Regions from separate parts of the Mus musculus genome. Here region 2 is linked to region 1. Evidence: chromatin loops called from intact Hi-C (ENCODE). Cell type or tissue: left cerebral cortex. All regions are shown on one strand.

Region 1 (8,000 bases):
CATGTCTCAAACAGACACAGAAACAAACAAAAAAGAAGTCCCCAAAGTCATCTGTATGTGTCACTGATCAGGGGAACAGCCAACTTCCAAGACTGAAGCCTGAGAGTACAGACATAATTAACCTTGGCCTTGTCTTAGAGGCTGTACCCTGGTCTTGTTTCTGCTTTAACAGCATCAAGGTCAACTGCTTCTGGGGTGCAAACTCCCGCACCCCTCCTTCTTCACAGGAGTCCCTTCCTATCTAAGGGCAAGCCCACACCTTCAGGCCAGCGATGTTATCAGAGTGTTTGAAGTTGCTGTCTGGCACTTCATGTGGCAGGCAGTCCACCTGCCATACCTGGCTTCCAGCCAACCACACCACCTGCTCAGTTAGGGCCACCTTCTTGCCAGCCACAGCTGCTGAGTGGCTCTGCCCTGACATACTCCAGGCTATTAGGGTTTCTGGGTTCACCCTCCCTAGGCTGATCCTCACTGGAAGAAAACGCCCCTAAAAGATACGTCCTTAACAAGGGAGTTATGTTCATCTTTACCTCCCCAGAGAAAAGCCAGGCCTTGTAAGGGTCCAGATCGAGAGAAAGGGCTCCAATAACAGGCTTGGTCCAGGTCTCAAGCCTATGAATAAGCTGCTCCAGGTACCTGACCTGCAACTACAGCTTGTGTAGCAAAATGAACAACTCAGAGGCCATCCACCCAGCATGAAATTTCAAGCTGGGTTCAAATTCAGGCTTCTTTCATCTGCTGCTGGCAGAAATGGAAAATAGTGCAACTACCTCAGAACACAGGTTTTTCCTCGGTGGGTTATACCACAAGCCCCTGAATGTCTGTCTACTCCCACATGTAAACGCAAGAGAAATCAAAATCTTTGCCCATGAGAAAAAAATTTTACATGGGTAAAATTTTACACACAGCATTCATCATTCACAACAGCCAAGAACAGAAGCAGCACAAATGTCTATCAACTGATGAATGGATAAATAAATATGGTCTTTCCACAGACTAGACTATTAGTCAGCCAGATAAAGGGACAATGGAGTGATACATTTTGAACAAGGATGAGCCCTGAAGACATGCTCAGTGAGAGACCAGAAGATCACATGTTCTCTGATTCTGATGCATTTATCAGAAATGTCCACAACTGACAAAGTGACAGACACAGAAGTCAGCTAAGTGGTTGTCAAGCACTGGGGAGAGGTGAATGGAAAGCAACAATAGCCAATGACTGCTAAGTTGGGGGACACAAAATGTCCTAAAAGAAGATTACAGGGCTGCCAGTTAATAGACCCTTTACAAAAACTACTTAATCACACACTTCACATGAAGGCATTATAGATGCAAATTACATTTCAGTAAAGCTATCAGGAAGAAAAAAAATCTAGTCATTTTCTCAGTCTCCATTGGACAAGTCCCTGGGCCTCTGTTAAGCTGTGGTCTTGTCTGTCACTCAAGGATGAGAAAGAGTATCATAAGGACTGGACTGGTGTCGTGCAGCCCATGAGAACTGTTGGAGACCACTCTAGTTACTGCCATCATGTCCATGTGGTCTACAGGCATTGCCACACCCTCTCAGAGGCATGGCCTGGTGTGTAACTTTGCTTCTCAATGCATGGAAAAGAATGATGCTCAGAATGCTGACTGTCCAACAGTCAGGAAGTAAATGGCTGAATCAAGGTTAATTTTTGCTTCGTCTCATTCCAAAGTCCCCCAACTCCTCACTTGGGAATCATTGATAGAATACCTACTACTTATCAGCACTAGATTTGGCCCTAGAGAATCAGTATCTAACAGAGCGGCCGGCCCTGTTTTCTGTTTTCTTAGAGCTTGCACTTTCCTGGGGGGTAGATAACATCAATCAATCACCAAAGCAAATGAATAACAAGTGACATAGTAAATTACTGCCACAGAATGCCATGGTGAGTGTGACAAAAAGGACTGAATTCAGAGGCCTGGCAATAGGGCTACCTGCAGGACCTATGCACTTGGTCTGGAGAAGAGAGGGCAAAGTGAGTGGCTGACGTGGCCTTGAAGATGTATGTCACACTCTGAACCCTGTGTGTGAGTTTATGCAGGTGTGTGTGGGCTGGGGTGGGGAATGCATCTAACTCCACAGCAGAATACCTATGGGCCTGGTGCTACAGAAGGATTAGGAAAACAAAGAAGAAAGGAAGAAAGGAAGGAAGGAAGGAAGGAAGGAAGGAAGGAAGGAAGGAAGGAAGGAAGACAGAGAGAGAGAGAGAGAGAGAGAGAGAGAGAGAGAGAGAGAGAGAGAGAGAGAGAGAAAGAAAGAAAGAAAATATGTTCTGATGGTCTTTTCCTGGTTTTTCCTTCCTTCTGCCACCTGGTCTGGCCTAAAGTAAATTAATGGTTGTTGTGGGGACTTGGATCCATGTGGGTGGGTATAGAATCCCTGCCCCCTGAATCAGGTGGGTGTAGTAGAGGGTATGCACAACCAGGACAGGGTCAGACTGAGGTGCAGATAGGTTGGATAGAAGGGGTGTAGCAGGGAACTCTCCCAGCTCTGGATAGCAGAGCAGGTCCTGGAATGTCTGCTTTCGTCACAAATTATCAGGTGCATCTTTGCACAAGACTTCTAGGCTCAGTGTTCTTCTATTTCCTCTGGCTCAATGTGGCCCCGCCTGGTGATTCTGTCTAGCTCACTTACAAGACTTTCCACCTCCGTTCTGGCCTGTCTGCCCCACAGTCGCTGCCAAAGTCAACACAGAATGTTAAAGCCTGGAATATATGGTGTCCTAGACTCAACCAAGCTAAAAATCAGTCCAGGAAAAATGTTTTGGGAGGACACCTGTCCTCCCTAGACAAAGACCATGGAGGGAGAGTGAGGAGAAAGAGACCAGGGAACCAGAACCTGCAGGGAGATGAATGTCAGCACCCTGTGTACTCAGGGACTAATAACAGGTCTCTGTACTGTAATCTCATGCCACCCATATATCAGTTTAAAGTCACTTCCCAATAAATGCTTCTAGACTAGGTAGGCAACTTAGAGGATATTTCTAATGCTGAGAACTGGACATGCGTCTCACTGTGTTCTAGTGTCCTGCTCACCCAACAGAGGCTGCACTTGTCTGGGTTCCATGCCTTGCTGGATTCTAGAATGAGTAGGAAGCCTCCAGCATCTCTGAATATCTCCGATGTCTGGGAGTCACCTGCTCATTCCACCCAAACCCCTGCTACTCTGTATCGGCAGGCATTGAGGTAGGGTAGGGACACAGGAAATAAAGGGTGTCCTGTACAGCAGCTGGCTGGGTTCAACTGGCTTTAAAAAGCTCCAAGTGAACGGAGTAGAAATTCCTCTCTAGGCTGCCACAGCCTGTGAGTCACCCTGGGGGTGGCTTTCAGTAGCATTCTTATACCATGGAGGCTGTGGTCATCCAAAAAGCCCAGAGAGGAAGGAACAGGCAGAGTTGTAACCTGCCTAAGCTTAGGAAGAAGACTGCAGCTGTTCCCACCCCCTCCACCCTGGCATTCTGCTTATTTTAATGGCTTTTTTTTTTCTGGCCTGGGCTTCATTTCTCCAGATGCACTAAGGATCCTAGGGCATATGTTGCCAGGCAATACAGGCTGGTGGGTGGAAACCTCAGGCATAGAAGCCCAGGACAGTTTCAATTTGTCTTGCAAAAGGGAGAGTGGTCACAGGAGGAGGAAGTCCACGCCTACTGACCAGCTGCTCTCTAGGCTACAGTGGGTGAAGTGAGGGCCCATTAGCATGGCTATAGGGCAAAGGCCTTGGTGGCATGCCTTCTGGAGATAGATGTCTGGCCAGCTTCCCAGTATTGTCTTCCATCTTCACCTGGCCATGTTTCAAATTCACAGGAGCCCTTGGGTAATTCCTGTTCCTCCTCCTTGCCTTAGATTTGCCATCTGTAAGGTTATAAGTCTCCCTCTCTCCCTCTCCCTCTCTCCCTCTCCCTCTCCCTCTCCCTCTCTCCCTCTCCCTCTCCCTCTCCCTCTCCCTCTCCTTCCCCCTCTCTCCCTCTCCCTCTCTCCCTCTCCCTCTCTCCCTCTCCCTGTCTCCCCGTCTCCCTGTCTCCCCGTCTCCCCGTCTCCCTGTCTCCCTGTCCCCCTGTCTCCCTGTCTCCGTCTCCCTGTCTCCCTCTCTCCGTCTCTCCGTCTCTCCCTCTCTCCCTCTCTCCCTCTCTCCCTCTCTCCCTCTCCCTCTCTGCCAAGTGGCTGCAGTCTCTAAATCATTTGTGCCTGACTCTTGTCAGCATGTATAAGGGGCCTTTCTCCTGAGCCTAGGCTGGACTGCCAGGAACTGAGTGAGAGGGTAAGGGGGTGGGGGTAAGGAGAAAATCTTTCAGATTGTAAAATTCACAGCTGCTCCTACTCACACTTTGTGCCCTCCATGCCACACACAGAGCCGGGAGGTACAGGTGAGAGGAGCTTCCTCAGGCCTGGTGTCTTTGACTGCTGAGTGAATGTAAGCACACCCAGCCTCACAGGAGCACAGCATGTGTGGGCTGGAAACAGACAAGGCTAAGACAGTCAAAGATTTAGCCTAACTCTACTTACTAGTTCCAAGCCCCGGGAACTGTTAGTTTCCTCCTTCTCTTCATTCTGACCCTCAGAACCTAGAACAGTGGGATATGCATGGTAGTTTTCCTGACAGGCCATGGAGATGCCTAGTGTTCTTCTACTGGTTCACTAGACTTGTCCTGGTTACCAGCCACGTCCTTCTGTGTGTCTCAAACCTCTTGCCCAGTCCAGAGCATCACCCCACGAGCCAAACTCTCTCCTCTGTTTTCAATTTCAGTTGATGGCCTGAACACTAACCTGAACAGAGTAGGTTGCTTCCTGGATCTCTCCCCACACACTCATCCCTGATACTCATCTTCTGTGTTGTCCTCCACAGGTCTCAGGAATTCATCTCCTTACTTCCTGGTTTTTTTGATCTTATCTTCTCTAAAGTCTCCTTTCAGTATCTCCAGGATTGTAACCCTCTCCACACCCAACCAGAGCCATAGCTTCCCTTTGTCCTCAAATTCCTCAACCTTTGTCTGCTGGTCTGCCCCTCGCTGCCCAGCAGGACAAGACTTCTCTGGAGAGTTATTGACTAATGATCAGTGAACATGGTAGCACAAAAAGGGTTTGGGGAAATGAGAAGTTCAACAGTGGGAGAAAAGAATGAAAGGCAGCCAAGATAAGGAGCTGCGGATGGCCTAGCTGATAGCCTTTACATGACCAGGACTGTTTCAGAGGCTAAGAAAGGATCGATAGAACAGCATATCTACCTTACAAGCACGGATCTGAGTTTAATCCCTAAGACTCCATAGTTTAAAAATCCAGGTGTGGCAATACAGTTGAAATCTCAGCACACAGGAGACAGGCAGGTGGATCACAGGGGCTCATTAGCCAGCCAGTCTAACCTACTTAGTGAGTTCAAAGACACTTAGAGAAATAGTCTCAAAACACAAGGTGGATGGCACCTGAGGAATGACAGCTGATATTGTCCTTTGGCCTCAGTACACATATGCATTCATAAACATAGACATACACAGACACAAAGACATAGACATAGACCCACATACACAGACAAACAGATGCACAGACAGACAGATACCTCTCTCTCTCTTCTCTCTCTCTCTCTCTCTCTCTCTCTCTCTCTCTCTCTCTCTCTCTCTCACACACACACACACACACACACACACACACACACACACACACACACACACCTAAGTAAAAGAAGAAGTTGGCATAGATGACACCCAAATGAGTTTCCATGCAGGTTGTGTAGGTTGTTGAAGACCTGGTATTGTGTCTTTGGGAAGAGTTTTGGCTTAAGAGGAGTTCAAGAAACTTGCAACACCAGTGTGATGGGTAGCTTTATATCAACTTAACAGAAGCTAAAGTCATCTGAGACGAGGGGATCAATTAAGAAAATGTCTCCATAAGATCAGGATGTAGGCAAGCCTGTAGAGCATTTTCTTAATTAGTGATTGATGGGGAAGGGCCCAGCCCATTGTGGATGAGGTCAACCCTGGGCTGGTGGTACTGGATTCTACAGGAAAGCAGGTTGAGCAAGCCATGAGGAGCAAGTCAATAATCAGCACTTCTTTATGGCCTCTGCATCAGCTCCTTCCTCCAGGTTCCTGCCCTGTTTGAATTCCCGTCCTGACTTCCTTTAACAAAGGACTATAATCTGGAAGTGTAACTCAAACTCTTTCCTTCTCAAGTTGCTTTGGTCATAGTGTGTCACCACAGCAATAGTAACCTTAACTAAGACAACCAGTGTAGCTTATAATCTGTTCCAGGGACCATGCTAGGTACTTTCCATTCATCTCCATATATGATTATGACCAAGAAGGAACTGATGCCCTGTTTTACAGATGAGGGATTAGAAAATTTGGTAATTCTCTCAAGGTCATATGGACAGTTAGGAAGAGTTGTTGGCTACATCTGACTCTATCTGAGCTTATGCCTTTCCCTTTTCCCCTTCCCCATGAGCTGCTGCCATTGATTTCCTACTGATATGGGCAATTGCACTGACTGGTCAGCCTCTCTTGGCCAACGCCTTTTAGAGGTTGGGCACTGGTGTCTACCAAGGATCTGGGAGAGGGGAAACTATGAGCAGAGAAGGAGATAACAGAGATAGAAAGAACTGCTCTACACATATCTTGTGAACCAACCCAATGGAGTGATATAGACTAAGACTAGAAATGCAAGAGAGGAGGAAGGGATGGATGGAGGGATGATGGATAGATGGAGGGAGGGAGAAGACAGGGTGAGAGGAAGGAAGGGAGAGAGAGAGAGAGAGATGCCTCCCCAATGCCTCCCTCTGTCCTTGTGTCAAGGTAACAGCAAGAACCAAGTCACATGAAACACTCTTCTCCCTTTGTAGAGAGTGGAAGAGCACTCGCTGTGCTGTCTCTGGGCTTTGGAGTCTCCCTCAATCATTCGTCCCCTTCCCTCCATTTTCTGTTATTGACATGGAGACTGTGGTTAGATGAGGGATCTGAGTGTCTACAAGCTGAACACAGTAGTCACTAACTCACTACCCAGGGAGAGTCTGGCCTGCAGATGTGGTTGGCTCAGCCTACAGTGCTGTTTGTAAGAATTTGTCACAACTGAGAAATTTCACACACATTTCTGGAGTTCCAGATTTGCTGGAAAATCTGCAGCTCCAGCAACTGTCAGATGGAAGGGACTGCAGCTGCTACCTCAGCTGGGCAGAGCTGCTCTTCTGGGAAATGCAGAGGAGGGGTACCCTCAGGTCATCCCTGGCCAAGGTCCCAGGTGCTGGGAGAGAGGCTGTACCTTCCTGTGCTTGTAGCTGGTGAGGACACAGAGTGGCTTTGTCAGCTAATGAAGCTGAGGCATGGTGGCCCCACAGTGGGGAGCCAGGCAGCCTCCAAGCTGCCTATTTCTTGACCACGGGGCTCAGGCCCTCCAGGAAGGCTTCTGGGACTTTTAATGCAACATCAAACACATCTGGCTTCCTGGCCTGGACACCCTAGGGCTCTTCCTCTGGCCACAGTGCCCCTTACCCCACCTCCCACATGCCCCAAGCTGGTCTGCCCAGGGCACCTGGGCAAACACTTGGGCACTGCAGGCTCAGGCTGGCTGCCCACACTTCGGGCTGGTGGCACCCTACAATCTGAGCAGTGTATCCCAGGCAGCTCCCTGGAGCTCAAACCTGTTTACTTCCTCTGGGAGTCAGCGATGGCAAGGAAGCCATCTCAGAACCAGCAGGCAGACTTTTCTTTCCGACTTCAAGAAGTTTCCAGAAAATCCAAGCACATATTTCATAACAGCAGCCTTGCCATAGCTCTAGAGGCAGAGCCAAGAAGAAGGGCAGAGCTGTCAAGCCAGCAGGGCTCAGAGAGGTGGGAGAGTGCCCACAGGCCAGGGTGACTTGCAGGATTGGGCCAGGCAGCTTGGAGAGCCCAATCTTCCTCTCATGGAGCAGGACACAGTAGACAGTCATCTCTGCTCCTATTGGCCTGGAGTTCCCATCCCTCCACCATAGTTTTAGCTCCCAGAAACCT
Region 2 (8,000 bases), 77 kb before region 1:
TTAAACACTGTACACACTAGGCAAGCACTCTAGCACTAAGCTGTACCCTAGGCCTTCTTTTATTCTTTGTGTCAACGAGGGTCTCATTAAGTTGCCTGCCCAAGCTGGTCTTAAAACCCACTCTGTAGCTCTAGCAAGCCATGAATCTGCAATTCTCCTGCCTCCACTTTCCTAGCAGTTGAGATGTCAGGGCCTGTAGCACTTGGGAGGGGTGTATTCAAACTCTACTGCAGATACAACTAGGCCTTTGCTCTGAGAGTGTGTTTGTGAGTGTTGTCCTATTCACTCTCTGCCTCAGCCCATGGACCAGGTGGATAATGCTAGAAGTGTGGCTGCTCCCTGATGGTTTTGGTCACCCTTCAGTGATGCAGGCATGATTCCCACCCACAAGCTCTCCTCCCCTCCTCTTCTGTAGTCCATCATTCCCACTGGTATCTTCGCCCTTGCCCTGTCCACACATGTGGCAGAAGCCTGGCTCTGGATCATCGTCCTTTGCCATTGCTTCTAGAGCTCTCAGTTGGGGCTGAGAAAATCCCCTAGCCTAGGAGAGAGGCATTGTTTCAGTCTCCTTTTCAACACTGCTCGGCAGGCCGTCTGCATGCCTCTTGTCAACAGTTCCCATGTTCTGCAGCGGCTCCTCCAGCCATCATCGCTCTCTGCAGGCCCACTCCTGGATTCTCAGCCCATGACCTCACTCTCCAGTTCAGAAAGAAACTGCCTCAACTTCCTGTCCTTGCTCTCCTTTTGTTAAAGCCAGCCCTTCTCCCAACCTGCACTCTGTTCCCACCTGGCTTCTGGAGCCCTGTCCTCTCAGCATGGCACTGACTTTCTCTCTACCTCTATTCCTTCACCAAATCTCCATTTAGCTATTCTCTTAAAGTTCCACTTTCTGACGTCTGCTATGGTGATGAGGATGCCCACCATGGTCTTGAAGACACCTTCACTCACATACGTCCTTTTCTGGCACACCTGGCATTGTGCTTTTTTCTTAATCAGACAGTTTTCTCTGGCCTCTTTCAATTCATTAATTCATTCACGCCTTCACCACTCATTCATCTAAGTAAAGGCAGTAATGGTCACAGGGTCATGGCATTATTTCAGGTTGTTACATTCCAGACATTGTATAGCACTGTTTTGTGTGTTAGCCATGGGTCACAAGTACACAATGACTCCTGGACATGAAGACAATATGGCCTAGGAACCAGTTTAAAAATGCCGTTTTAATGAATTTAAATCACAAAGTGCAATAAATTTCAAAACAAAAGCAGTGAAAAAAAAGTCTTCTTATTAAAACAGAACTTGATTATTTTAGTAGGCCCCTGTGTTACTTTGAGGAGAACTAACATTTCCAAAGGAATGGGCTAGTGGGATACAGCGATGGCTCAGTAGTTAAGAGCACTTGCTCCTCCTACAGAGGACCTGGGTTCAGTTCCCAGCACCTACATAGTGGTTTACAACCATCCATAACTCCAGTTCCAGGGGAACTGACACCTTCTTCCAATCTCTGTGGGCACCTACATGCAAGAAGTGCATATACACATATGCAGGCAAAACACTCATACACATAAAATAAATATTAAGAAAGAAGTGGACTAGAAATATAAAATATATATGAAAGCTTGAAGTCTGAACAGAAAGAAATTGATTGATAACTTTTATATTAACTACATGTTGAAAGGATAATATTTTGAATATGTGTAAAATACTATTGAATTAATTTCTCTCTCTCTTTTAACCTTTTAACATGACTACTAGGAAAGCTATGGCTAGCATTATATTTCTTTTCCTAAAAAAGGACAGGAGGAAGGATTTTATTTGTATTATCTAAAATCGTTCCTAAAATATCATCACAGAACTTTGGCTTTTAGCTTAAGTTTACACATGAGGATGCTGAGACTCCAGGGGTGACGCTGCAGACCAGCAGCTAGTAAGTGCTAGGACTGGACATGATAGACCCAGTACAGTGTGTTGACTGAAAATCCTGTGGATTGGGAGTGAAGGGCAGAAAAAGGAGGGAAGGAACAGCTTGCATCATTCTTGGCCCAACATAGAACTAACTGGACACACGGAAGGCTCTCTGAGTCCTTGTCACGTGAGTGAGAGAGTGAGATAGTGAGTGGTTTAGAGTGGCATCCCCACCTGTGCATAGCGCCCACTGCAGATGGCCCCTCTCCAGTCTGGGACATTGATGCAGTCTGGGTGTCGGACCAGCCAGTTGTCGTCCTTAGTGAGATAGGAGCCAGGGTACTCCGACACAGAGCCGTCCAGATCATGGAACACAGATGTCTTGTCCCCGTCCATGTCCAGCTGGTTGAACCAGGGCCCGGGCTCTCCGAAGAACACTCTGGAAGTAATCTGAACAGAGCCCAGGAAAATAAGCCTGAGGCAGGAGGTGAACGGAAACTGCAGCCGTCATCAGGCCAGGGCAAAGTTTCCAATTTCCGCTGACATTACGAAGCAGCCAGACAGAGGCTGCCCTTGGGCACTAGAGGAAACCGCATGGCTGACCATCTCATGGAGCCCAAAAAACAGTCAGAGTGTCACCATGCCTTAACCCCCAAAACTAGCACACAATTCTGGCTCTGCTCACTGGTTTGTCTGTCGTAGGTGGCCTTAGAGGCTGATCTGCTAGAGGAGGGGCTTAGGATTGGAAGAATTTGAGTGTTCTGTAGAATGGGCTGGTGAAGGGGGAGGTTGTGTGGGTGTTTGTATGAGAAAGTGTATAGGGGGTACCTGTGTGTGAATGTGTGGATGAGCTTTTATGTGTGGTGGGTTTAAGGAGGACAGGTTCACGGTGAAAGCCATTGGATATCTCTGTCACTGACCTCCTACAGGCTCTCGGGTCTGAGAGAAGAAATTCCATAACTTAAGTTTTGTATTGTCACAGTGGCCTTAATCTGTGAGTGAGCAGACAGGCAAAGGCAGTAGCAGGAAGGAGGAGGAAGAACTGAGGAGGAAGAGGGCAAGGAGGAGAGGAGTGGGAGGAGGGAAAGGTTTGGAAGACCACAGTGTTTCTCTCCACAGGCTATATATGTTGTCTGCTGTAGATAATGAGAAGTAGCAGTTCTCACAGGCATCCTTGGACTGCTCTCCTGACCCTCAGCTCCCCACGCTGTCCCCATGTGCAGCCAGGAAAGTCCTGTTTACATCAACTTTCAGGATGAAGTCAAACAATGTCTTCAGAAGACTTCCCTTGGGTACTGCTAGAATTTTGAGATGATCTGTGCCAACTCAGGTAGCCTGGTTCCATCATCCAGCTCATCATTCAGAACCCAGGAGTTCTTCCTGAGGTACAGATGGAAGGCCAGCGGGCACTCACCCAGACTTGACCTCTTGCTGTGATCTGAACTTGTACTCTTCCAGTCTGGGCAGAGAGCAAACTGGGACGTGGCCCAGCCTACTTGGAGGAAGCTATTCCACCCTTGTGGTGATGGCAACAGCTCAATCTCCAAGCCGTGGGGGACAAGTGAGTCATCACTTGAAGCCTGGCTGTGCCAGGAGCCTGTCCTGACACCACACTCACCGGGACATCCTCAAAGGCTATGTTGGTCACATTGTTGTGAGGGCAGCTTTGCCAGGCATTGTTTAGGCGGAAGGCCAAGGCACTGGTGTGCCTGCCCTCGAGGGCCGCGAACTTGCGGAAGGTGCAGTTCTGGATGTTGATGGGGCCATCGTAGAACTGAATTCCTCTAATGGGAAAATTCCTGTGGAGTTAAGGAAGACAGGTGTCAGCTGAGTGCCATGTTGTTTGCTTCTTTGGAGGTGAATGACAAGAAATTTTTCTGGGTGAAGTTATTCCTGATCCCCCACCTCCAGCAACTCCTTCCACTGAAAATCATTAAGTTAATTAATTCACTGGGAAGGCATTTATGGGCACAGTATCAATGATGGATAAATGTCTGTATAGATGGATGATGGATGGTAGGGATACATTGACTGGATAATGTTTGGTAGAGGAATAGATGGTGGATACATGAGTGCATGGATTGGGGTGGATGGATGGGTAGACGGATGCTGGCTGATAGGCAGATGGATGAATGGATGAATAGATGGGGAGTTTGTAGGTAGATGGATGGTAGATGAATAGATGGAGGGTGGCTGGATGAGTAGATGAATGGATGATAGACAGCTAGTTGGCTGAATGACTAGTAAGTTGGTAGATAAATAGATGTCTATCAAGTTGTTGGCTTAGGGATCTGTTTAGGCAGTTTCTCTACTCTTCCCATCAATGTGTCCAGTCACTAGGAAAATACTGTAAATACTTCTAGAGGCTGCCAGTATTTCGTCCCTTGAGGGAGGGGAGCACTGTTAGTCACTATCGTCCTAGTTTTAGTTGCTATAACAGTTTAATCAGATTAAGATCCAGATGCGTTTCCTCTGTAAACCTATCCACAGGCAATGTGCTGGGTTTAGGAAATAGGAACAGAAATACAAAGAATAAGCAATGATTGAAAAGAATTACAGTACAACTTTTAAAACATTGCCAGAGGCAAAGACAGCTTTTGCTAGAAAAGCAAGACCACAGATTGACACAGGGCCCCTGAGAAGGTCTGATACTGGCAAGTAACAGGAAGGAATTGGGAAGAGGTGGAAGCTGGGAGACATGGAGGGACCAGGGAGGAATCAGTGACAGAGCAGGGAGGAGGGGCTCAGTGGTACCTCCTCCACTTACTTGACACTCTTGAGCAGGGTATGTGAAAGGAAGGCCCATGGGGGACTGGTCAGATTGCTTGGTAGCCTTTCCCAGGGCTGGTTACAAATCTAAGCTGGTCATTTTCTATGCCTAACATGTCCTTTTATACCCACGTCTCTGCTTCTGGCTTGGTCCCTTCCCTTCTCTTCCTTGTGGAGCTTAGGGAAGCAAGGGAATGAAGATGAAAAAGAAAGTACATGAAGGCTCTGATCCCAAAGAGAGACTGTCCCCAGCTGTCCCTACTCTTCTATTCAGGCTCCCAGATAATGCATATGGCTCCCAAGAAGTCTCTACTCACCCCCAAATTCCCTGTGTTTCAATATTTTTATATTAGTAAGCAGTGGTACCATCACCTTGGATCTTGGTTCTCATAGGGCCCATCCATGCATTTTTCCAGTTAAAGTGTTCAGGTAGCACATTTTTGCTAGTTCTACATAAACCATATGTTTAAGATCCTAACCTTCCTCAATAAAAACTGCAAGGTCCTTCCTAGGTCTCTTCTCTCAGAAGCATTGCGAGAAACCTGTCTGAGCCTATCAGGAAGTCACCAGAATATCCTGTCCCTGGAGGGTAGTAACCTTCTAGAAAGAAATTCTAGAAATGAAGACTCAGAATCACTTATAAATAAAAGGGTCTTCCATATCTCTTAAAATGGAAGAAAGGGCTTCTTGATAAGTCAAGAAGACCAGGTGAAAGCCTCTGTATGCCTCCAGGTGCACTCAGGTGGAAAGTTTCAGTGTGTATGTTTCTGTCCTGATTATAGCAGCAAAAACTGTTCTTTTCATGAAAAGAAGACTAAACCAATTCTAGGGCCTCAGTGGAACAAGCCTAGCCTCTTGCATGCATGGCCACCTTGAGATGATCTGTCTCTGGTTTAAGAGTCCAATCTGTGTGAGACAAGGCTGCAGGTTTGATTACTTCTGCTCATCCTGATTGCCTCTTTGCTATAATCAGAATTGAAAGACTTCATGTGAGTTGCTAAGTGGACTCAGAATCCATTTTCTGGACACCATGTTTCCCTGAACATCTAATGGTTGTGTGCTCTTTGGAATCTAGTCTACAAGTGTGTTTTGACATCTTTCCTCATTCCAGATTTCATCCTCATTGTGTCTCAACTATTACTGCAGGTTGATAGAGAGCAGAAAAATTCAAAGTCAACAAATAGAAGTCACGCATTAACTTCTTTCTTTTCACAGATATCACTCAAGCCACACACATACTCACTCACTCACACAAAGGGCAGTTCCCATCATTGCAAACCTACTGGCCAATAGGGAGGGTCCTTCCACTGTGGTCCAAGCCACCTGGACCCCAGATCCTGTTGTCCATCATTTCTGTGCCCACATTGCCACTCTCGCCAACAAACAAGCTGTTCTTTATCTCCTGCTTGGAGCCATCATCATATGGGAAGGTTCCACCACTGCAGAGAAGAGATGTCGGGAATGAGATGTCCAAACATAAACTCCCACGAAAGACCAGTCACAATGGCAGTCACTCTTACCTGGCCAGGGTCAGACCAATGCCATTATCAGCAAACCTAGGGACAAGAGCAGACAGTCAGCCCATGCTCTCACTCCACAGTCAATGAGGTGGTGGAAGGAAGGACTCTTCTTTGTCAACAGAGTCTATGTGGACATCCTTGGGGTAGGAGTTTTGGTGAGGGAATTGTAATTTTCCACTTTACACAGCAAATGGCTATTCTGGTTCCTCCTCACAGATTTGGTATTCCTTGGAGTGGCAGGTAAAGAGCTAGAAGATGTACCCAGCTTGGCATGGGTACTCAGTGACTCAGCATGTGGGAACATGGAGCTTTAGCTACAGGAGGGCTAGGACTCACAGGCCTCTTTTGCCAGCCCACCTCTGGTTGAGCCCCCAGAGCCTGTGGGGTTGATCAGGAGAAATGGAAGGCAGTGGGTAGTGGGATGGGTGGGGGGCTGTGTTTTCCCACCCCAAGGCCAGCACTACTGAACGTAGGCTATGTGAGGACTACTCTTAGCCATAGTAAGAAACTGAAATAGCCTCATGAAGTAGCTGGACCTTGGGTCTGTGCTGCCTTCATCTCCTTTGTTCCTCGTCTCCCTTCCTGTCCAGTACACCCCAAGAGGTTCATCTCCTCTGGGCACCATTTTCATGCGCCATCGCTGCTTCTTGAATCTCCAGTGGCTTCACATCTCCTATAAGCCCAAGCCCAGGTTTTGCTCTGGCACCAAGTCCCAAGTCATCTTTGTTCCCTTCTGTTTCAGCCATGCTGGGCTGATCCTGATTTCCACAAGCTCTCCAGTTCCCAGCACACCTCAACGGAGCTTTCTTTCAGCACTCTGTGTTTCCTCCTCAAAGATCTATCTAGCCAAACCAATCAACCAAGTCTCATCTAGGGCACCAAGCTCTCCATCTCTCTTTTAATCCCTGTCCCCAGCTTTTCCTCATCTCTGGTATCACCTGGCGTTTTGCTATGGTCCCTTCACATTCCACTGTGACCCTAGGGACATTATAGACACTCACAACTTCCTTTTCCATCCATATGGGTGACTCAAACATTTGTCCTATCTTGTTTTTGGAAGATTTGAGACATTTATTCTGCATTCTTTGTGAGAATTTCCAACTCAGCACATCTTAAAACACAGCTACCCATCCCCACTTGCTCATTATGCTGAATTCTTGGGCTTATCCACACTTTCCTTATCTACGATTCTCTCCCACCAGAACTAAAGTGTGGTATTCCAGTTGGCTGTCTTCTTTCCCACCTTTAGGAGTAACCTTTTCCATACTTGCCTGCATCCAGGGATACTAGAGTCTCCCTAAGTCCCCAGCAGCCACACTGGATTAATACTCAAAGTTCTGGAAGATATCATTCTGTCAGCTCCAGACCATGTCAACTCTGTCTATGTGTAGGACCACAGCCCTGATGCCAGCCAGACTCTGGGATTCCTTAAACTGTCTAGTGGAGGATAAGAAGATGTAGCCCCTATTGGCAGGGTGCTTCATTATTTTCTTGCAGAAGGAGAACCATGTTTGGCATCAGACTTCTGGGGACTTTACATCATAAATCAATGTTTTTGGCTTGTTTTATTGGGTGTAGAATCTAATGGCCTTAAGCATCAAGCCTCTCTCTCTCTCTCTCTCCCTCTCTCTCTCTCTCTCTCCCTCTCTCTCTCTCTCTCTCTCTCTCTCTCTCTCTCTCCACTTACTAGCTATGCAACTTAAGACACTAACTGAGCTTCAATTTATCATCAGTGGAGTTAGGATTTTGTATTTTTATTTTTAAAATTTGCATTCTTGAGAAATATAGTGAGAATAAAAAAGAAAA

The links. Peaks named below come from ENCODE experiments on the same cell type or tissue, not always from the same donor. Only the 100,000 strongest peaks of a DNase experiment are listed, where the experiment ranks them.
Region 2: a loop joins it to region 1, with 2.3 times the contacts of the local background. A loop is called at or near these places in 2 of 42 quality-filtered maps.

The regions. Positions count from the first base shown.
Region 1 is chr7:84,025,936-84,033,935 of GRCm38, forward strand. The region is part of intron 1 of Cemip (cell migration inducing protein, hyaluronan binding); the gene reads right to left. Among named protein-coding and RNA genes, the nearest start is that of Cemip, 57 kb to the right of the region's middle. In left cerebral cortex, no CTCF peak of the experiment used is centred here; DNase peaks (open chromatin) are centred at 348, 2,690, 3,331, 3,638 and 2 more places.
Region 2 is chr7:83,949,264-83,957,263 of GRCm38, forward strand. It overlaps Cemip (cell migration inducing protein, hyaluronan binding), which reads right to left. Exons shown (of 29, transcript NM_030728.4): 19 at 6,195-6,230; 20 at 5,958-6,113; 21 at 3,524-3,704; 22 at 2,140-2,355. Among named protein-coding and RNA genes, the nearest start is that of Gm30440, 17 kb to the right of the region's middle. In left cerebral cortex, no CTCF peak of the experiment used is centred here; no DNase peak of the experiment used is centred here.